2 separate regions of the Homo sapiens genome follow, and region 2 is linked to region 1. The links are chromatin loops, found by intact Hi-C in ENCODE. Cell type or tissue: heart right ventricle. All regions are shown on one strand. Each heading gives the region's core, and the rest is flanking DNA. Links, peaks and the distances in the headings are about the cores only.

Region 1 (10,938 bases), core at 1,431-9,430:
CAGCCCCTTATCTCCTGTGTCGTCACTGATGTCAACACTCACGCTTCTACAGGGCATGCCGACAACCACATTCATGATCACACATACATACAAAAATACCAAAACTGCCCCGTGTGCCTACATGTGCACAATCGGACACACATGTTCTGAAATACACTCTGCAAATGTGCATGCATGAGCATGTTCACATGCATGCATACACATATGCTCCCAATGTACACATGATGATGTCACACATATTCCATGTCCACACAGATAATGTGTAGTACCACAGTGCTCTCAATCACACTTGCACATGAATCCATGCACAGTCTGTACATATGTGAAGACACCTTTTCCCACAGGGTGCCCAGGTGAGTGCATACGTACACATTACACATGAGCATGATGCCATCAGCATGCCTTCCTCCCATTGCACACACACCAGAGTGAACAGCCCCGGGTGCCCCATGCAGGCCTGCAGGGCAGGCAGCCATACCTCCAGTTCCCTCAGCAGCTCTGACTGACCACATGACTCCAGGTCTTCGAGAGCTTCTCCAAACATGCGCCAGAAGCCCTCCTCTCGGGCAGGGCCAGGGGCTGGGCTGTAACGTAGGAACCAGAGAGCGTCAACTCCTGGCAGGCGGGTGGGCGGGCTGGGGCCTGAGGAGTCTTCGGGGCCCCAGGGCCCAGCGTTGGGCTCGAGGGGCCATAGGGTGGGTGGGCGGGCAGGCAGGCGGGCGTCCTCGGTGGCAGTTCTGGGGCCCCGGGGCAGTGGTTGGTGACACGGAATAGGGGAAAGACGCAGTTAGGGGCGACCAGGACTGTCGGTGGCCAGTTAGAACAGGGGCAGATGAGACGGGGTGGAGAGCGGTGACACAGGATGCCTAGGAAGAGAGACAGAGGACAAACAGACGAACAGACAGAGAGGAGATCCATGGTGTAGTCCCAGAGGACGGCCCCTGGCCCCACCCAGACACACGGCACCGTGGGACAGTGACAGGGACAGAGCTGGGGCCAGCAAGGACACAGATGGATGGAGAGGATGAAATAACTGTGCTGGGGAAGGGGTCGAGACCACCCATAACTCCCATCACAGGTTGTATGAGCCTGTTATCATCAGTTCCAACACTGAGTCTCAGAAAGTTCACAATTCACATTTTGACACTTCGCAAAGCCACTTGCTAATTACAAAGGCCTCAACGGTTACAAGGCATGCTGTGATTTACAAAGCACTTGCTTGTTTTTTTTTTTTTTTTTTTTGAGACAGAGTCTTGCTCTGTCACCCAAGCTGGAGTGCAGTGGCATGATCTCGACTCACTGCAAGCTCTGCCTCCTGGGTTCACGCCATTCTCCTGCCTCAGCCTCCCGAGAAGCTAGGACCACAGGCATGCGCCACCACCCCTGGCCAACTTTTTGTATTTTTACTAGAGACGGGTTCCACCGTGTCAGCCAGGATGGTCTCGATCTCCCGACCTCGTGATCTGCCCACTTCAGCCTCCTGAAGTGCTGGGATTACAGGCGTGAGCCACTGCACCCTGCCAGCACTTGCTCTTTTACAGGGGCACGCAAGCTTTGCTATCTTAGGGAGCTTAGGAACGAGGATGTGTTGCCTCCTTCCCTTTCCATGTAACAGATGAAAAGACAGAGGCTGAAGGACACTTGCTCCATTCAAGTCAATTCCACAGACATTTCCTGAGCTAAGTCCTCTGCTGGGCACAGGGATATGGAAGAGAATAAAGTGTGGCCCCTGTTCTTACAGAGCTGGAGATTCATTCGCAAAATATGTCTGAGCACCTACTAGGGGCCACGCGTGGAGCTGGGGTGCCACGCAGTAGAGATGATAGCCAAGTAATTAGCCAGATAGACACAAGGTGTTTAGGCTACCAGGAGACTTGTAGGAGCAGCTGTGGGTACCAGGAGGGAGGGAGGAATCCCTTCTGCCTGAGAAAGACAGGGAAGCTTCCCAGAGGCAGGAGAATTTGAGCTGAGTTTTGAGGGATGAGTAGGGATTTGCCAGGAGAGACCAGGGGAAAGGCATCGAGGCAGAAGGAACCGCCTGATCAAAAGCACCACGATGGGAGGGTGGCCTGGGCCAGATGAGGAACAGCATTTCTCCACAGCCTGCTCTCTGCAGGAGCCTTCTCCAGCGGCTCAGCCACTCGGCACAGCCCAGGGATGGTGCCGGTGGGCTGAGGGCCCTCGCAGGAGGCCATCAGGCCATCTGGGGTAAGTCAGGTGGGCCTGGGTTCAAGTTCTGAGTCTGCTGCTCTTCTGAGAACAGGAGATGACCAAAGTTGGGAAGGGCAAACCAGGCTGCTCTCCACCTCTATACCTTCGTCCCTGCCGTGCCCTCCACCAGTCTGCCCTTCCCTCCGTCTCAGCCTGGCTGAGGTGGCTCTGCTCAGTGCTTCTCTCCCAGGAGGCACCCCTCCTCAGGAGCCCGCCAAGACTCTCCATTCCCCCACCACTTTGGCACAGGCACCCTCGCCCACCCCAGCCAAGACACTGTGACTCCCTCCTCCTTCACGGTGCTCCCACCACAGACCTCGTTGGCGGCTCCCAATCATCCTCCTCCTCCTCCTCTGGAAAGCTCTCGTCAGCTGGGGTTGGGGTATAGCTCGTCCTCCGGGGCTCGGTGGGTGGGGGGCTGCCCCTCAGCCAGCCAGGCCTCCGCTCCTGGGGGGTCGTGCCCCGGGCTGCTGCCTGTGGTGTATAGGACCCTGGTGGTGGAGAGAGGGCCTCTGTGTTCCCTGCGGCCTCACCTTGCCCTCCTGCCTGCCCCATTTCCAGCTGTGCTGAGTGACCCTGGGGAGGTCGTTGCTCCTCTCTGGGCCTGCATCTACACAGCCCTCTGAGGGCCTCTGCCTCTCAGAATCTCCCTGGAGCTCCTGGTCATCCAGAAGTTAATGCCTGGGGCTCTGCGACTCTGTCTCAACTCCATCGGCCTGGGCTTGGCCATCACCCTGCCACGGAAGGAGGCTGAACATGTGGCCCACCCTCCACTTCCTGCCTTTGGGAGCTCTGAAGGTCCAGCCCCAGGGAGTGAGCTGAGAGATGCTGACAGAGAGCTGGAGATGGGGAAGCTGAGGCCCAGGGAGAGCAGGTGTCCGCAGGCAAGAACGGGCTGGCAGCCACCTACGGCCCGTAGAGGCCTCGCCCCCCCTACCCAGTCCTCTGAGTTGGACCATGGGGAGTTCCGGTGGCTCTGGGTCATTGAGGCCAGCTGGCCAGCCACCAGACTCAGACGTCTCCCTGCGGCCACCTCCGGGTCTCAACATGCATTGGCCTGGGAGGGAGCCCGAGGTGTCTGCCCCACATCCGGTCTTGTAGGCTGGGGTGGGAGGGGGCTTTTGGCCTCCCTATTTTCAACTGGATGGAATGAACATTGTTGAGCACCTACTGTGTGCCAGACATTGGGCTAGGAAGGAAGGCTACAGTAGAAGAAAGACCAACTTTGTCCGTAACTTCACAGTGGGGAAAGCTTAGCAGCCAGCATGGGACCCATGGTTCTAAATCAAAAGATATGGCTGCAGTCCATGCTTCCAGGAGCAAGGGGCCCTAAGAGTGGCTTACGGAGCCAAATCAGGTCTTCCTTCAGGAAGGGCCCCTAAAGGATGCCAGGAGAGGAGCGCAGGAGGGAGGAACAGGCACAAGAACAGTCCTGCACAGGCCCAGCAGCAGGGGCGGCCTAGAGAGAGCGTGCCACTTGTCCAAGGGCCCCAAGGTATTACCTGGGCCCCCAAAGCCACCCTCGGTGGCCGAGCTGTCCCAAGACTCCACAGCACTGTCCACACTGGGCACAGCCGGCGAGAAGCGGGCTGCTGGCAGGCCTCCTTTCAGGGCATCTGCTGGGTCCTCATCAGCATCACTGGTCTCACTGAGGCTGCCCGACTTGCGGGGTAGGAGGGGACCTGGGAGGAGAGAGGGGTGTCAATTCTGACTTCAGAGACACTCACAGTGAGCCTCAGTTTCTGCATTTCAGCCTGGTCTGGAAACTCACAGGCAGTAAGCCCTTCTGAGCTGACATATGACCATGGCACACTAATAAGCAAACCTGTTTCACAGATGGGAAAACTGAGGCTCGGGGAAGCTGAGCAGCATGCCCGAGATCACACAGTGAGCACCAGTGGAGCCAGGATTAGCTCAGGCCCCTTCCACTGCCTATGGTGGCCTTTCTACCAAGGCACGGGGACGTATTCAGGGGCAGCTGAGGAATGCATGAGTTATGGCCATGAAGCATACACACGTGAGCACCTTAAGAGGCAGGAAGTAATGAAGAACAGGGCTCAGACCCAGATTCTGCCCCGTGCCCACTGTGTGGCCCTGGGCTCATCACTTCCCTCTCTGAGTCTTATCTTCTTTGCCATCGCAGGCCCGCCTCCACAGGGCTGCAGTGAGGACTCTGTGAGGGTGTGCAGGCAAAGCCTGGCACAGAGGGATTGCCCTTCCTAAACCTGCTGGGTGGCTCCCAGGGGATGAAGCGAATCTCACGGTCTAGTTGCTTCTTGATCTTCAGTGTGACGGTCTCTCCAGCCACCTGCAGGAGGTGGATGGCCTCGCTCAGCGGCCGGCCCTTGAGGCTAACGTTGTTGATGGCCAGAATGCGGTCCCCCACGTGGATGGCACCAGTCCTGAGGAGTGGATGCAGGGCAGAGAATGGGAGTTAGACACTCAGGGCCTCAGAGTGGCAGTCTGCCCTCAGGGAATCCAGGAGAGCCACAAAGCAGAAGTCTGGCTGACCCCAGTTAAACCCAGCTGCCAAAAACAAAACAAAAGCACGCAAGTATGATCTTGGATCACATTAATAGAGACATAAAGTCTAGAACCTGGGAGGGGATTGTCCCACCTGACTGCAAAATTAGGTTCTGGAACCAGTGTCCAACACAGGTTTTGAGAATCCCACATACTAGCTGCCAAATACTTGCTATGTGATCTTGGGCCAGTTTCTTAAACCCTTGAGTTTCAGTTTCTTCATCTGTAAAATGGGGGTGATAATACTAATTTAATTATCAAATCATAACTGAGGCGTGAATGAACGGAATGGATTCCTACTTCCCTCCAGCAGACACCCTTGGTAGCCATTGCCCCTTCCTGGGCCTCAGTTTTCCCACCTGGAGAATGGGCATAATCACCAGCGCCCAGCAGACCTCACAGTAGGGCGTGAAGGGCTGGTGATGCCAGGCGGCAGCACTGCTGTGGCCCAGTGGTTTTCTACCTGGACACCCATTACAATGACCTGAGGAGCTTTTTGAAAATGCAGGTGCCTGGGCCCCACATCTGACCAATTAAATAGTACCTGTGGGGATGGGGCAGGAAGGTGATTCTGAGGAGCAGCCAGGGCTGAGCAGGGGAGAAGCTGTAGCAGGTGCTTAGAGTGACCTGAGCCAGGTGGAGGAAAAGGAGGCAGAGGACTAGGGTCAGGGGTCTTTAACCTCTGGGGCTGTAGATGTCACCCCATATGGGAGCTCCTGGAGAGTCATGCTTGGGCATTGCCCTGCACTTCCCCAGGGATGAGGATAGTGAGCGAGTCAGGGAATGGTGGGCTCCGGGAGGGGACCAGAGCTGTAGTGTCCAATATGGCAGCCACCAGCCACAGGTGGCTGCTGAGCCCCTCAAATGTGACTGCCCAAATTGAGATGTGCTAAAAGCAGAAAACTCACACCAGATACGGAAGGTGTAACATGAAAAAGAATATAAGACATGTTCTTAATGGTTTTTATTTGATTACATGTTGAACTAAATATATATTTAAGATGAATTTCATCTTTTTGCTTTGCAGATGTGGCTACTAGAAAGTGTCTGATTAAATTTGTGGCTCAAATTATATTTCAGTTGGACAGCACTGAGCTACATCAGCCCGGCGAAGGCAGGAGGGTTGTCTGTACAGCCCCAGCAACCAGGACAGAGGGGCCAGGCACACAGCAGGTGCCCAGTACATGCTCGAATTGATGAAGACATTGGGGTCAGAAGGGTTCCACACCGACCTCTGCAGTCTGCCAGGTGTCCAGCAGGGGGCGCTCCAGGAGCAGGGTCCACGTCCCGGAATCCCTCCCATCCTCTCCCCACCCGCCCAGCCACCGCCCCTCCTGCGCGGTGCCCTCCTCCGGGACGCGTCCTGCCCCTGCAGCCCCCACCAGGCTCTCCTTTTACCGCCCGCTCGTTGCTGTGCTGGGAGCTCACCGCTTCCTTGCCTGCCGGATTCATCCCTGCCCAGCTCGGGGGAGAAGGCTCGGTCTCACCCACACTGGGGGTCGGGTTCCATCTCTGACCTCCACCTCACCCTGGGACAGGGCTCCATTCTTACAGCTCCCTCAGCTGCCACAGTTTCAGAGTCTAGGGGCAGCAGGGACAGTCCCCCAATGCCTCAGGAAAGCCCTAGGCAGTGCTGGGACCAGGGTACTGGGGCACTGCCCCATCCTATTCCGCACACAGCAGGCGCTCCAAATAGCCTTGCAGGGCTGACCTTCCAGACACAGGTAGGAGCAGGAAGATGCACACACCTTGGCCCAGTGCTTACCTGGAGCCAGGAGGTCTGCTGGGGTGTGGGCCTCTGCCCTGGCAGGCAGGGGCTGACACTCATTTTACAAATGCAGACCTGAGTCTCAGAGAGGGGAAGTGACTGGCCCAATGTCACCCACAGTGTCAATGTTGGAACAGAGGTCAGAATCTTGCTTGGCTTTGCCATAGCCCCAGCTCTTGCTTCCTGTGTTCCCTGAGCCCACCATGCGTCCCCACAGAGCCCCAGTTCACCTCTCAGCCAGGCCACGCTTGGTGAGGCCTGAGATGACAATGGGGTCAAAAGGTTCCTCCGTGCCCGAAATGGTGATGCCCAGGGGACCCCCGTAGCGCTTCAGCTCCACTGTGTAACTGACGGCACCTGTGGTCTCCAGCTCATCTGCAAGCACGGGGACCCATGAGGAGGAGGCCCCCGAGGGGGTACCCAGCTTCCTAAAGCCTTGGCCTCACTCACTCACTCATACTTATTTATTAATTCATTCACCCAGTCACTCACGCTCTGATTTCATGTAGCACAACCTGGGGACCCTGAGGCCATCTTCTGCCCAAATACCAGTAAAGAAAAGAAACATCACACCTCACCCACAATAATGACAACATTGATGACAAGAAACAGTGGCCTCTTTTCCTCCAGCAGCCAGCAGGAAGCAAAGGGAACCCCGATCATCCGTTGTTTTTTTTTTTTTTTTTTTTTTGAGACAGAGTCTTGCTCTGCTGCCCAGGCTGGAGTGCAATGGCACGATCTCAGTTCACTGCCATACCTCTGCTTCCAGGGTTCAAGTGATCCTCCCACCTCAGCCTCCCAAGTATCTGGGACTACAGGCATGCACCACCAGACCCAGCTAATTTTTGTATTTTTTGTAGAGATGGGGTTTCGCCATGTTGCCCAGGCTGGTCTCGAACTCCTGGGCTTAAGTGCTCCACCCACCTTGGCCTCCCAAAGTGAGGGGTGTACAGGTATGAGCCATTGCACCTGGCCCAACTTTTCTTAAAAGAAAAGAAAAGAAAAGAAAAGAAATCTACCTCCCACAGTAACCTTCTTTCACAGAGTCGGAGTTGGTGATTTGGAGGCTGCCCCTTTGAATCAGGGATTCACTTTCCAGTTGGCGCAGTCCTCACCCGTCCCTTTTGCCTCTCCAATCCATACAGCTTTTCTCACTCATTTATATCACTATCTGGCGTCAGTGGGGCCTGAGTCTGCAGTCTTTGCTTATCCACTCATAGCCTGCCACTCAAAAGGGCAGCCTCGCTCTTCCCCTGCCCTACCCACTCATCTCTCCACCAGCTGCACCAGCTGCACCCAGTAGGTCTCCTCTGCCAGGCTTGGTGCTAGATGTGGAGACTACGGGAGAGTCTCAAACTCCTGTCCACCTCACAGAGGCTCTGGAGGGCCCCAGACGCCGGGGACAGTGAGAAATCTGTGGTGTTGCCCCCTCCTTCATTTGTTCATTCCAGCCAGCCTTCAGCAGCGCCCACCACCCTCCCTTCCTCGGCTGGAGGGAGCCCTGAATTGCAAGCTGGGAACCCGCTAGTCAAAGGGTGGGCCTCTGGAGGTAGGAGGCCAGCATGAGGGCCATACCAGAGTTGTCCTCGTCCTTCCGGATCTTCAGCTTCACCAGGTCCTCGCACTGCCGCAGGATTTGCACGGCGTCCTCCATGGGGCAGTTGTCCAGGCGGATATTGTCAATGGCCAGTAGCTTGTCGCCTGGCTCCAGGGTGCCCGTCCTGCATGAGTCGGGGGCAGAGGGGATGGAAGGAGCCTGGTGCATGCAGGTGCCATACTCACTGCTGTTGGCCACTTCCCTTCCTGTGCCCCAGTGCCCCTACCTGTGTGCCACGCTGCCTTTCTTGATGTCGGAGATGATCAAGGGCTCCCCTCGTTTCCTGCTGGCCGCTGGAGAAAAAGAGGCCATGAATCTGACCTTGGTGGCCTCAGCCTGGGGTGGGGTGGCGAAGCCCAGGGGTCTGAGTGTGGACTCGGAGCCACTGGTCCTACTCACATCCTGGTCCCACTGCTTCCTGGCTGGGTGACCGTGAGCAAATCAGCTCACCTCCCTGTGCATCAGTTTCCCCCCTGTAAAATGGGGGTGGCACCGCAGACCTCATGGGGATGTGGTGAGAGTAAACCAGATAACACAGGCACAAGATCCAGCATGGCCCTTCCAATGCCAGCTCTTCTTTCCTCCTGCTCAGCCCATCCCCCAGCAAACTGCGAGCTCTTTGTGGAGGGGGGCTGTCTGCTTGGTGTCTGTGTCCCCAGCACCGGGCTCAGGGCCAGCACCCAGGCTCTATTGTGTGCTTGGGGGTGGGAGACACAGAAGTGAACAAAACAGACAGCAATCTCTCCCTGCCCTCCTGGAGCTGGCACTCCAGTGGTGGTCACAATCAACAACATTTAAACACCGATGAAGTGAGCTGTGGAGAAACCTGAGAAACGGGCTTGTGTCGAGGGCGGTAAATGTTCAGTCAGGTGGTCGGGGAAGGCCTTGTCAAGTGACATTTGGGCAAAGCCATGAAGGAGGTAGGGAAGAGGCCAGAGGAACGGTCTCAGATGCAAAGGCCCAGAGGCAGGAAGGGGCAGGCATGGCAGGGAGCAGCCAGGCTGACTGCGGCTGGAGGGCTTGAGTTGGGGAGAGTCGGGAGATGAGGTCAGAGGTCATGGGGTCCAGAGCACAGAGGGCCTCACTGGGGCCCGAGGCCCTCAGCTTTTACTCAGAATAAGATGGGAGCCACGGGAGTGCTTTCACCTTTCCCATGCTCACCCATTCTACGTTTTTCTTCTGCATTCCTCATTTTCATTCCTTTGACAAACATGAATTAAGCACCTACTGTGTTCCAGGCCTTTGCTGGGCTCTGAGAACACAGAAGCAGGCAGAAAACCAAACCCAGCCTAAATATTTGTCACCTTCCAATGCTCTCTCACCATGGGCACCTCACAAGCCCCCTGGGAGACCCACGAGGCCAGGGGACTGCCATGGTGCAGAACGGGAAGCTGAAGCTTTGGGAAGCTGGGGTCTCGCTGAGAACACGCAGCTGGGTCCACGGAAGCCAGCCTCCCCACACCCCCAAGCCTTTTCCTCGGGCCCCGCAGGGTGTCACGCCATGGAAATGCTGGTCTGAGCTTGGCAAGCTCTTTTTCCCCAGCAGTTGAGCTCGCTCCCAGGGGCAAACAGCAGCGGGAGGAGACTCACAGCTGATGGTGATGCCCAGCTCCACGCTGCGCTTCTTGGGCAGCTTCACGTGGAAGGTGCCACTGCTTGGGATGACGGACTCTGGGGGTAGATGGACATAAACCGACGTGAGGACCCAGAGGAGGAGCCTCAGCGAACCCCAGCCCCATGCCCATTCTGGCTGTGCTGGGAGTGACCCCGAAAGTCACAGTTCTAATCTCATCCCCCTGCTTCCTCTCAACAGAGGAGGAAACTGAGGCAGAGTGAGCTGACAGATTTGCTCAAAACAACTGACCTGCTCTAGTCAGACCAGAGTCGGGGCTGGAACCAGGCCTCTTGGCTGTCGGCTAGTGTGGCGGGCGGGAAGGGAGCTCCCCACAGCCTAACAACCCAGTGTGAATCTAGCACATATTTCCTGAGCACCTACTATGTGCCAGGCCGTGGCTGGGTATTTTCATGTTTTCATTTCTCTTGGGCATATGCCTCACCTAACCCAAGTACCGCCCCTATAGTGAAAAGATCGTTATCAACTATTTACGGATGGGGAAACAGTGGAGGGAGTGTCCTGTCCAAAGCCACACTGTGTTGAGGTCACAGAAGCAGAATTCTGACCCAAACTGTTGTTCGAGGTTCTTTGCCTAACCCATGCTGAGAAGGAGCTTGGAGTATTTTCAGCTCCCCAACCCCATCCCCACTTGGTCCTGCCCCTCTGCAAAAGTCTCCTGGTGTGGAAACTTCTCCCTCCCGTGCCAAGGCTTCCCTTCCCACTATAAGCTGCAAAGCCCCTGGGAGAAGGGCACTGGGCACAGAGGGGGATGGGGTGGAGCGTTTGCACAGGCGAGGCAGGATAAAGAGAGGAGGGGTGCAGGGCCCTGAAATATGAGGAGGAAGCTTGGGCCACTCACTCACCCGCCACATCGAACTCCACCTCCAGCACGACCTTGTGGGCCAGTGCGGCGTCCCGCAGGAGCTGGTTGGCTTCCTCCATAGTCCCGTCCTCGGTGGCAATGCCATTGATGGACAGGACACGGTCCCCCACCTGCAGCAGCCCACACCTGAACCCAGGGGGCCCGGCAGAGAGAAGAGGCTCCGTGACAGGTCCATTGGGAGACAAGAACGCCATGCAGGGCAGGACTGAACCTGGGTCACACCTCCTGGTCTGGGGTGACTCTCAGCTCTGCCCTGGCCCACCTGTGTATCCTCAGGAATCTGGCTAAGGGCTGGACCTTGCTGGACCTCAGTTTCCCTGTCTGTCCAATGGGGATGATGG
Region 2 (10,938 bases), core at 1,322-9,321, 120 kb after region 1:
GTAGTAGAAAAGTTCAGGTGTTAGACACAGGCTTCCGAGGCAGCTGAGGCAAAGGGTGAAAACATGCTGCTGGGCCCCTGCCTCTAGCTGTCTATCGATCCTACCTTCCTTCACTCTCAAGCAGCCCCCAGGAGCCCCTGCCTTTACCCTGCCTGCTTTAAGTTCAGCAGACAGCTTCCCTCTCCCAGTAGCTACACAAGGTCTCAGAATTGATTCTCAACGGTCCAGCGTGGGTCACAGGCTGGTTCTTGAACGAATCACTCTGGCCAGGGGATCGACAGCTCTGATTGGCCCAGCCTGAGTCACATGGCCACCCATGGGGGGCCAGAAGGTCTGAAGTGGGCAGGGATGGATTCTGGAGGGAAATGAGGGTTCCAGAACCAGAGGCCCTGTGGGGATCCCACAACCAAATGCCGCAAGTGCCCACCAGAGACATCTCTTAGTGCTCTTTTCACAGTGTACCATGATTTATGTCTCTCCTCCAGCTAGGTAGGGTACCAGCATTCTTTTAATTTATAACTCCAGAACATCATTCCAGCCCAGGGGAAGAGGAGTTTACGAAAGGATCATTAAATTGCACTTTTTAGGCATTTACTTGCTATGTGACCTACATAGCAAGTAAATCAGAACAGAGTCTGACAAGGATTTTTGTGACATGTATATTAAGGTAATACTTCTTGACATCTTTAAAACCATAAATTGAGGTTTTGCTCAGTGTCCATGTTGTTCAGGGTGAGTCCATGTGTCTCTCCTTGAATCTTCATGACACAGGGGGAGGAGGACTTCCTCCTTGACAAGTGACAAAACTGAAGCCCAGAGACCTTAAGTAGCTTATCTGAGGTGACACTGCTGGTGAGCGGAATTGCTAGAGGTTCATCCCAGGCCGCTGCCTCAGAAGCCGTGCGCTCTCCACTGCCCCTGTGCAGAGAGGGTGGCATACCTGGACTTTCTGGTGGTTTGCTGAAGGAGTTCTCAATTCATTTGGGGCAGGGAGGGGAGGATCTCAAAAGCACCTCTATGTCTTGTTGAAAATATTCCTCTGTCTTGGTCCAGGCTTCCTCAGAGGCAGACCCTAAGGCAGGGATGCAAGTGCAGGTGTTTTCCTTGGGAGAGGAGGCTGGGTGCACTGCTAAGAGAGGGCCTAGTGAGACAGGGAGGGGAAGACAGCCCACCAAGAGAGTTCAGGCACCAGCCACCTCCACAGGCAACTGGAGCGGAATGCCATGGAGATGTGCTGAGAGCCAAGGAGGACCAGAGCTCACAGTGTTGTATCTGAGGGGAAAGGGAGTGGGCATGTTTATTCCCCACTATATTCAGCCATTGGTCAGGGCTGCTCCCAGGGGCAGGAAGTTGTCAGCCCATCCAGCAGCGAGAAGAAGGCCTCGGGCACTGCCAGATGGATAGGGCAGTGTGGCCTGAAGAGGCTGGGGCCTCCCACAGAGCACAGACAGAGGCTGCCAGAAGCCTTTTCCTCCCAAGCTAGGAACCACTCTTCATAGAAAACAGGCCCAAATACTGAAATCAGGGCATTGCAGACCCTTACTGCTAGAGCGTCTCAGGCACCTGGTCTGCAAAGCCTGGGGCAGCCCCTGGCAGATGTGGCCGGTTGGCCCCATTCTTGCCAGGATTGTTTCTTCTCTTTGCTTTTCCCTTCGCCCTTCTTGCTGTTTTCCTCAATTTTTATGAGTATTGCACAAAGATGCTCATAAAGAATATACTGGGGGCTCAAAATGCAGCATCTGTGGTTCGGTGAACAACACAAGGTAATTACTTTCCATTTCTTCTAAGAAAATTATAAAATATCCCAGACACACAAAGAGAAGAAACAGTAACGCAATGAACGAACACCCATGCACCCACCCCCAAGCCAAAGAACTAGGCCATTGCAAGCTGATTCCATCACTTCAGGAACCCCCAACCCCTGAGAGAGCATGAGACACAGAGGCTGGAGCCTAAGGACTCTGCTCTGCCCCTCGCAGCTGTGGACCTTGCACAGTTCACTGCTTTGAGCCTCAGTGTCCTTATCTATGAAATGGTAATGCTAGTACCTACCTCCAGAGAGAAAGTGAAGAAATCTGTGAACTGCTAAAAATGTTTAAGTAGCTGATGCCTTTTCTTTGGGTCTCCCTGTGTCGGAGTCCCTCTGCGATGTGGCCTTGAAGCTCTTCCCATTAAAGAGAGAGTCTGTTTCCCCGTCACTTGAATGTAAGCTGACTTCCTGGCTTGACTTGCTCAGGAGAATGTGGCAGGGGTGACTGTGTGCCAGTTCTGAGCCCAGGCCTGACAGGAGCTTGCATGCTTCCTCTCGCTCTCATGCCATGAGAACAAACCTGATCTAGGCTGGGTGCAGTGGCTCACACCTGTAATCTCAGCACTTTGGGAGGCCAAGACAGGCAGATCACTTGAGGCCAGGAGTTTGAGACCAGCCTGGCCGACATAGCAAAACCCCGTCTCTACTAAAAAATACAAAAATTCAGCCGGGCACAGTGGCTCACACCTGTAATCCCAGCACTCTGGGAGACCGAGGCGGGCGGATCATGAGGTCAGGAGATCGTGGCTAACACGGTGAAACCACATTTCTACTAAAAATACAAAAAATTAGCTGAGCATGGTGGTGAGCGCCTGTAGTCCCAGCTACTCAGGAGGCTGAGGCAGGAGAATGGCGTGAACCTGGGAGGTGGAGCTTGCAGTAAACTGAGATCACGCCACTGCACTCCACTCCAGCCTGGGGGACAGAGAGAGACTCCATCTCAAAAAAAAAAAAAAAAAAGATTAGCTGGGCCTGGTGGCACATGCCTATAATACCAGCTAGTCAGGAGGCTGAGACAGGAGAATCACTTGAACCCAGGAGGCAAAGGTTGCAGTGAGCTGAGATCACACCACTGCACTCCAGCCTGGGCAACAGAGGGAGACTCTGTCTCCAAAACAAACAAACACCTGATCTAGCCTGCTGGAGGGCCAACATTTTCACTGAGTTTCCTGATAAACTCAAAAAGTCCTCTCCATCTCTTTTCCTTTTTACACGGCTGCAATCTTTGCTGAGGAAGTTTCCACGACAACAGAGGTCTTAGCAAAAATGGGCAGCAGTAAGTCTGGCCGCTTCTCAATGCTTGTCAGCAAACAAAGATGCAAGGATACTCACATCCTCCCACCCCAGCAGGGATCCTGTGGGTGAGCTCGTCAGCGCCAGGGAGCATGTCTGTTACAGCAGCAGTATTAATGTATTTGCTTACACAGGTATCCCCACTGCTTGCGGGGGAAAAAAGATGTGCGTGAACTTGGTGTCAGTGAATGCTGCCTCCTGACACATTTTTCTTGTTACATTTCTTTTCCCTGTCACAGTCATTTTTGGTCATTTTTATCCTGTTACAGTAACATACAAATATCCTGACATTTCTTCAGAGATCTTTGGAAGTCCTATTTTCTCCTGACTGCCAAGAAAAAAAGGACAATGAGACGTTATATCTTGTCATCCTAAGTCACACCACCCCCGCCCATCAAGAACTACTTCAGAACAGAAACGTGTCAGTTAGCTACTGCTGTGTAACAGACACTACAAACTCAATGGCTTAAAACAGTAAATGTTGCTTATGAGATTACAGGTCTACAGATCAGCTGGGTGATTCCTCTGGTCTCAGCTGGGCTCCCTCACATATCTGACGTGAGCTGACAGTCAGGTAGACAGCCCTGCCGATCTGTCCTGGGCTCTCTCCCTTGTTTGGGGGTCAGATGGCTGCTTCATGCTAGTGCAGGATGTGTGTTGGGACTCATGGGCTCTCCTCCATGTGGTTCAGCATCCTCCAGCAGGCTACAGAGAGGGTTTGTTCTCATGGCATGAGAGCGAGAGGAAGCATGTGAGCACCTTTCAGGCCTGGGCTTAGAACTGGTGTACAGTCACCCCTGCCATATTCTCCTGGCAAGTCAAGTCAGGAAGTCAGCTCACATTCAAGTGACAGGGAAACCGGCTCCCCTTTATATAGGAGGAGCGGCAAGGTCATATTGCAGAGAGATGCAGACACAGGGAGGCCATTAATACAATCAATCTATTACAAAAGGGAAACATTCTGGAATGGCTGGCCTGTCTCATCTGCCACTACCCACAGCTAAGGCCTGCGGTCTTCGAACTGGCAAGGTTCAGCCTTGCTCCAGAGTGGAAAGGAGGGAGAGAAGAGGAAGGGAGGATTGGGACGTGGGCAACCCTCTTTTCCCTCCCTGTCTACTTACACCTGAAGGGCTAGGGAGGATTTGCTGGAATACTGTGTGCTCCATGCATCCAACTTGGAGCTCCTAATACTTAATAAGTCCCCAAGATAATCCTGTGAGTTGGCTTATTAGGGCATTACTGTTACATAAACTAGCCACTAATTGTGAAATGTATTTACTCAAGTCTCTGAGCCACAAGATAAACACTCATGTTCTGGTGGCATCACTACCTTGACAATCAAGCTCATTTAATCCAGAGCTCCTTGTAAGAACTGCACGTTGAAGGGGTGCTCCCTGTGTGAATTTTGGGGGACTCTATAAGAGATATTCCAAGGAGGCTGTCCCCTAGTCACAGCACCCACCGGCCTGGACTTCAGGGCCTTCTCTATGCCAGATGAGGCCTTGTTGCCTGGCTGGGCCCTCGACCACCCCCACTTGTCTCCCCTGTGCTGGTCACTCATCTGCCTGCTCAAGAGAGACCACAGCCTTAAGAGTCAGATTTGGCTTAGGATCTGAGCTCCACCACTCTCCTGAGTTGGTCTGGGACATTTACAAAATATTCTCTGGAAGATCCACAAAGTGGATGTCAGAAGATCAATATTGCTGTGGAAGTTTACTCAGAGTAAAAACCAAAGTCCTTACAAAGCTCTTAAAGGCAAAATAACCTGGCCTCTGTTCCCCCTCTGAACTCATCCTCTATTCACCTCCCTCACTCATTTCCCTCCAGGAACATGGGCCTCCCCACTCTTCCAGGCACTCTGCTGCCTCGAGGCATTCACATATGCTGTTTCCTCTGCTGCAGTGCTCGTCCCTTAGACACCATGCGGCTTCCTCCCTCACCTCCTGCAGGTCTTTGCTGAAATTCACCTTCTGCCTATCTGCCAGGACTGTAAATGCAGCCGCCCTCCACAACACCCCCACCCTCCTTCCCTGCTTAGCTTTCTCCTTATTTCTCAACATGGTCTAACTTACTGTGCAGTTCATCAAATTCAGATGTCATCAGTAGCAAGACGAGCTATTAGTTTATGCACCATAAAGAAAGATAAACATGCCAATTAAACAGCAGAACAAGACTAAGATACCATTGAATGTAGGACACACTCTGATTTCAGAAATGTTAAATGTCAGGGGGAAATCAGCATCATAGAATCACTGAAGTCTGGTGTATTTTACTTATTTATGTTGTTTATTTTCTGTTTTCCCCGCTAGAATGGCAGCTCCATAAGGGCAGGGTCTTCACCCGGTTTGCTCACTGCTCAGTGCCTAGGACAGTTCCTTGCATGTAGGAGGTGCTTTTTAAATACTGTTGAACATTGAAAGATTTATCTCTGCCCCCTCAAGAAAGTCCAAGACCTGGAACTTCCTTAATACTGTCCAAATGGGCTATGTGAATATTCGACCCAAGATGGGGCAAGGACTTTCCTGGCACCAGAGCAGTAGCCAGCGCACAGTAAATGCCCAATAAATATTCACTCATTGGATTAGTGATTGGATAGTCTGAGATGCTGTCTTGGATCCAAAACTCAAGACTGATGTAGGGCTGCTAGACAGCCTGAGAGCAAAGGGTTTGCCTCTGACGGGGCTGTGCTCGGGTCATTGCTACACACGGATGGCACGCCCAGGCCTATGGGGCACACTGCTTGTGTGGCGGAACCTGGTCACTCTGGCTTCATACCTCCATGCCCTGGTGGCTGGACCAGTGGGAAAGAGGGTGTGGACGATGTATCATCATGGGACAATGTGAGCATGGCAGCTCCCAGGATCTGTCAGGGGCTAGAGAGTGGTAACTTGTGACATCTTCACATTCACAGGGGCCCTCACACATTCACTGGTGATGTTCTTGAGATGGGGGTTACATTTTATGTGAATTTGAGGCAGTGTTGTGTTAAAATATTAATGAAGTCTCATTCTAAATACAAAACTGGAAATAATACAAATCTTCCTACCCACTATCTCCCGCCCCGCACACACACTCTAAGCAGTAGCGGGAAATTCAAGTGTCCTGCAGCACTTCCATAGTGGGCAGGTTGGGTCTGTGAGTCCCATTGCACTTGTTGCCACACGGTGGCGCCACACTGGCAGTAAGCAGAAGTGTCCATGTTCGTCTTGAATTATGAGTTTTGAGTTATGCAAGGTCTTCAGGAACACATCCCTCACATACACCTTCTAGTGCCTTGGGGTTATATTGTTAAAAGTCTTCATTCATTCATTTGAACTGTTTAAAAATATGCCACTTTGTGACATTATTTCTCCATGATTTATGACATCAGGAGCCCTCCCAATATGAAAGTGGCCTAGTGTCTCTCGCCTCTGAGTCAACCCAGCACCCCTTCTTGATGCAGCCTTCTCTGTGAACCCCCTCCCCACGGGACAGTCAGCATCTCCTCCTGCCTCCACCCATCCCCATGGACTTCCCCACATACAGTCATGAAGCAAATACTCCCAGCACCCAGTGTAGCAAGGTCTTATGCTGGGAACTGGACGTTGGAGATGAACCAGACAGGGCTTCCCAGCACCTAGGAGCCATGCGTGCCCAGGGGAAGCATCAAACAGGAGTCAGGGGAGGTCTCCTGGAGGAGATGATGCCTGAGCTGAGTCTTGACATTCTTTGGGTTGAGAGCGTGGACATGAACACAAAATTATCAATTACCCATCTAGGCGCTTATGTCGTTTGCTGGACCACGATCTCCTTGAAGTAGGTAAACACATGGGATTTATCTGTTTTCCTGCCTTTCTGCTTAACATTGGAAATGGCCAAGTGAGTTAAGCATGGCAAAGGGCTTAGAACCATGCCTCATGTGTAGTAAAGATTATGTAAGTGCCAGCTGCTATTCTTGTTTTCATTGCCGCTATTGCTTTTATAATTAGCCAGCATCAATATATATGGAATAACTCAGGAAATGAAAGAGTGAGGGATGTGTTGGCAACAGCCTCAGACCAGAGATCAAAAGCTTGGACTGAGTCCTCAGTTCAACTTCTATAAAGTGGGGATAATTAAACCATTCAAGCCCAGGTGTTATAATGGTTAGAGGAAATTACAAAGCACACACATGAAGCAACCAGCATATGGTAGGTGCTCAGTGTGAATTCTGTTTACCTTCCTTGTCTTATGGTGCCCAGACACTTAGCACAGGACTGTGTGCGTGTATGTGCTCAATAAATATTTGTTAATGAATTGATGAGTAAAATTCTCATTGTTTAAAGAATATTAGTCATGGAACATGTTCACTGTCTCAGACAAACTCTTAGCCAGGAACAGGAAATACATGCTGAATGAACCTCTGCTCCCCACTCACTCACCCAAGGCCGACATTACTAATCAATGATGGCACTCTGTGTTAGTCAGGACTCTTTTTGTTGGAAATGACCAACCAGCTTGAGCAAAAAGGGGTTTGTTATATGGATACTGGAGTAGCTCAGAAAACCAAAGAAGAAGCTACAGGCAGCAGCGCAGCCCCTGGGCCCTCCTGGGAACCTCACTGGACCCCTCTCTCCCCTCTTCATTTCTCCTCTAGGGATCTGTATGTTTGCAAGCATTCTTTCAGGCAGGGCTCCTGCGGATGGCAGCTAGAAGCTCTGAAGTTACCTCCTTCCCAGTTCATGTAAGATGGTAAGATGGACAGCATGCTTCCCCTCCCCATCCTGACTACTTCAGGGGAGGCTTCTGATTGGCCTGCTGGGATCATGTTTTCAGTGGAAGGGGGGCTCTTTGTTACCAGGACTGGCAGCCCAGAGAAAAACATGAAGTCAGAGAAGAGTCATTTTCCAGAATAAAGGAGAAAGAGAAGCTGAGAAGACACCAGTGATGAAGGTTCACTCCTGACCACAGAGCTGGGATAGCACCTCAGAATCCTTCTCAACACAGTGCCCAATCAGAATCAGCACTCAAGACAAAATCTACTTGAGATTTAGACCAAGCCTACATAGAGGGAGGTTCATGGCATTGTATGAATCTGCAGAGGATTCCACTGGAAACTAGCTGAGCCTGGGTTTGAATCTGAGCTGTCAGGACAGCAGGCAAGTTGCTGCACCTCTCCAAGCCTCAGTTTCCTCATCTGGTACAATGGGCTGAATGCTTCTGTTCCCCCACAAATTCATATGTTGAAATCCTAATCCCCAGTGTGATGGCATTAGGACGTGGGGCCCTTGGGAGGTGATTAGGTCATTAGGATAGAATCCTCATGGATGGGATTAGTGCCTTATAAAAAGACATAACAGAGCTTACTTTTTGGATGTGAGGACATAATAATAAGATGTCCATCTGCAAACCGGGAAGCAAGCCCTCTCCAGACACTGAATCTGCTGCTGCCTCGATCTTGGACTTCCCAGCCTCCAGAACTGCAAAACATAAATGTGTGTTGCTTAAGTCAGCCAGTCTATGATAGTTTGAGCTGGCTAAGACCTCTGGTAAGTGAGTATAATAATGCCAAACTCAGAGGTTTTGTAAGGGTAGATGAGACACTCTGTGTAAACTTCAGCACAATCCATGGAAGACAGTCAACATTCAATAAATGTTACCTCTTTTCTGAGTGTGGGTTCCCTTAGAAGCAGACTCTGAGACTAAGATTACCATGCAAGTGGTTTAGTCGGTAGGTAATCCAGAAGCCAAGATTCTCTCTCACAACCCACACAGGGAAGTGAGAGAGAGCAATGATGGTACTAATGGGCAAGTTACCACTGTGGGCAACTGAGGCTCAATTCTGCTGGAGACCTTTGAGAGGTTGTTGTTCCCCAACCCCCATCCCACGAGGGGTGAGGGAGCTGGGGTATTTATGCACCAGCTGCCGTTGATCACTGATTGAGGGCTGCTCCTGGGCATTCACTCCCAGGCATTTCCAGCCTGCACTTTGCCTCAGCTGAGCTTACTCCCATAGCCAGAGAACCACCGCAGGCAGAGACACAGGTGTTTTCAATAAGAAGCCACCAGCAGGAGGGCACTGACAGTGGCAGCATCACTTCAGATGTTATCAAGGGAATCCATAAACCTTACAGCATGGCACACACAGAGGGATGATCTTACCAAAGTGTTTCTTCTAGGGGAGCTGGAGTTAAATGGCATGGTCCTTCTTCAGTCCACAGATCCTGGTACCCCATTGTCTCCTCTGAGTTCCTGACCTCAGTTTTTATCTGCCACATACAAGTTTTTTTTCCTAGTACCAGAGTATACCATTCTTCACCTCCAATGTAGGCAGAGCTCTAGCTCCCTGGAGAGCAGGAGCTTTCTTCATTGGGCAAGCTGGAGGCTAATTCCCCCACACTGAGGCAAACCCAGAAGAGTGCTAACTTCTGGAGCATCCATGCTGGGCTCTTGGAGGCCAAGTGCTGGGCATTCAACCAATGCATAAACAGGGCATTTCTAAAACAAATAAGGTTGGTCATAGATCCCAAGCACCCCTTATATTCTTACCCAACCATTCATTTCTGGGCTGCTTTCTTCTAACCAACCTTCATCCACATGAACTAGGTGCTGCCTGGCTTCTTCCAGCTCCTCCCAGGACATCTAGTTTTTTTCTTTAATACAGCATGTATTTAGAGACACTTCATATAAAATAAAATCATCATTTTAAAGTGTAAACTTCAGTGGTTTTTAGTACATTCACTATGTTGTGCAACCGTCACCATGATCTAATTCCAGAACGTTTCCATCCTCCCCAAAGAAATCCTTTAGCAGTTAGTTCCAATTCTCCTCTCCCATTCCCTGGCAATCACTAATCTACTTTATGTCTCTATGAATTTGCCTGTTCTGGATATTTTATATATGGAATCATATCACAGGTGGCCTTTTGTAACTGGCTTCTGTCACTTAGTGGAATGTTTTCGAGGTTTATCCATGTTGTAGCATGACTGGTAAGTACTTCATTTTTAACAATGAACAATATTGCATTGTATGAATATACCACACTTTCTCCATCCATTCACTCATCAATGGACACTTGGGTTGTTTCCACCCTTTTGCTATTGTGAATAATGCTGCTATGAATATTCATCCACTGTACAAGCGTTTGTGCAAATATGTTTTCAGTTTGCTGTGGTTTAAATGTGTCCCCAAAGGGTCATGTCTTGGAAACTTAATTTCCAATGCAACAGTTTTGGAAGATGGAACCTAATGCGAGGTGTTTAGGTTCTGAGGGCCCTGCCCTCATGAATGGATTAATATCGTTACTGTGGGAGTGGGTTAGTTTTTGCAGGAGTAGATTTGTTATAAAAGCGAGTTCAGCCCACTCTTGCCCTGTCTTGCTTTCTCTTGCCCATGTGTTGCCTTCCACTATGTTATGATGCAACAAGAAGGCCCTCACCAGATATAGGTGCTCAGTCTTGGACTTCACAGCCTTCAGAACTGTGGGCCAAATAAATTTCTGTTCATTATAAATTACCCAGTCTGTGGTATTGTTATAGCAGCACAAAATGGACTAAGACACAGATCTCTAGACTATCTAGGTTGGAATGGAATTGCTGGCACATATAGTTATTCCATGTTTAACTGTTTGAAGAACTGCTGCACTCTTTTCCAAAGTGACTACACCATTTTACATTCCCACCAGCAATGTATGAGAGTTCCAATTTCTTCATATTATTTCCAATATTCATTCTCTGTTTTTGAGGGTTTTTCCATTCTAGCCATCCTAGCGGGTGTGAAGTGATATCTCATTGTGGTTTTGATTTGCATTTCCCTGATGGTTAATGATGTTGAGCATCTTTTCACAGAGCATCTAGTTTTGATCACCACCCAACATG

Evidence for each region. Hi-C counts contacts between places; a loop is a spot of excess contacts. Peaks named below come from ENCODE experiments on the same cell type or tissue, not always from the same donor. Only the 100,000 strongest peaks of a DNase experiment are listed, where the experiment ranks them.
Region 2: it touches region 1 in a loop (2.4-fold over the local background); 8 of 110 quality-filtered maps call a loop at or near these places.

Annotation. Positions count from the first base shown.
Region 1 is chr3:14,503,088-14,514,025 of GRCh38, forward strand. It overlaps GRIP2 (glutamate receptor interacting protein 2), which reads right to left. Exons shown (of 24, transcript NM_001080423.4): 13 at 10,578-10,723; 14 at 9,690-9,770; 15 at 8,326-8,392; 16 at 8,078-8,223; 17 at 6,733-6,877; 18 at 4,474-4,613; 19 at 3,714-3,893; 20 at 2,528-2,702; 21 at 479-584. Among named protein-coding and RNA genes, the nearest start is that of GRIP2, 32 kb to the right of the region's middle. RefSeq lists enhancers at 2,352-2,853, 2,854-3,353, 5,874-6,168, 10,820-10,938 and a silencer at 6,034-6,083. In heart right ventricle, for the core only: a CTCF peak has its summit at 5,989 (motif pointing right); a DNase peak (open chromatin) is centred at 5,994; H3K27ac peaks cover 1,642 bases.
Region 2 is chr3:14,627,745-14,638,682 of GRCh38, forward strand. No RefSeq gene overlaps it. Among named protein-coding and RNA genes, the nearest start is that of CCDC174, 19 kb to the right of the region's middle. In heart right ventricle, for the core only: CTCF peaks have their summits at 6,262 (motif pointing right) and 6,475; a DNase peak (open chromatin) is centred at 6,261; H3K27me3 peaks cover 1,813 bases.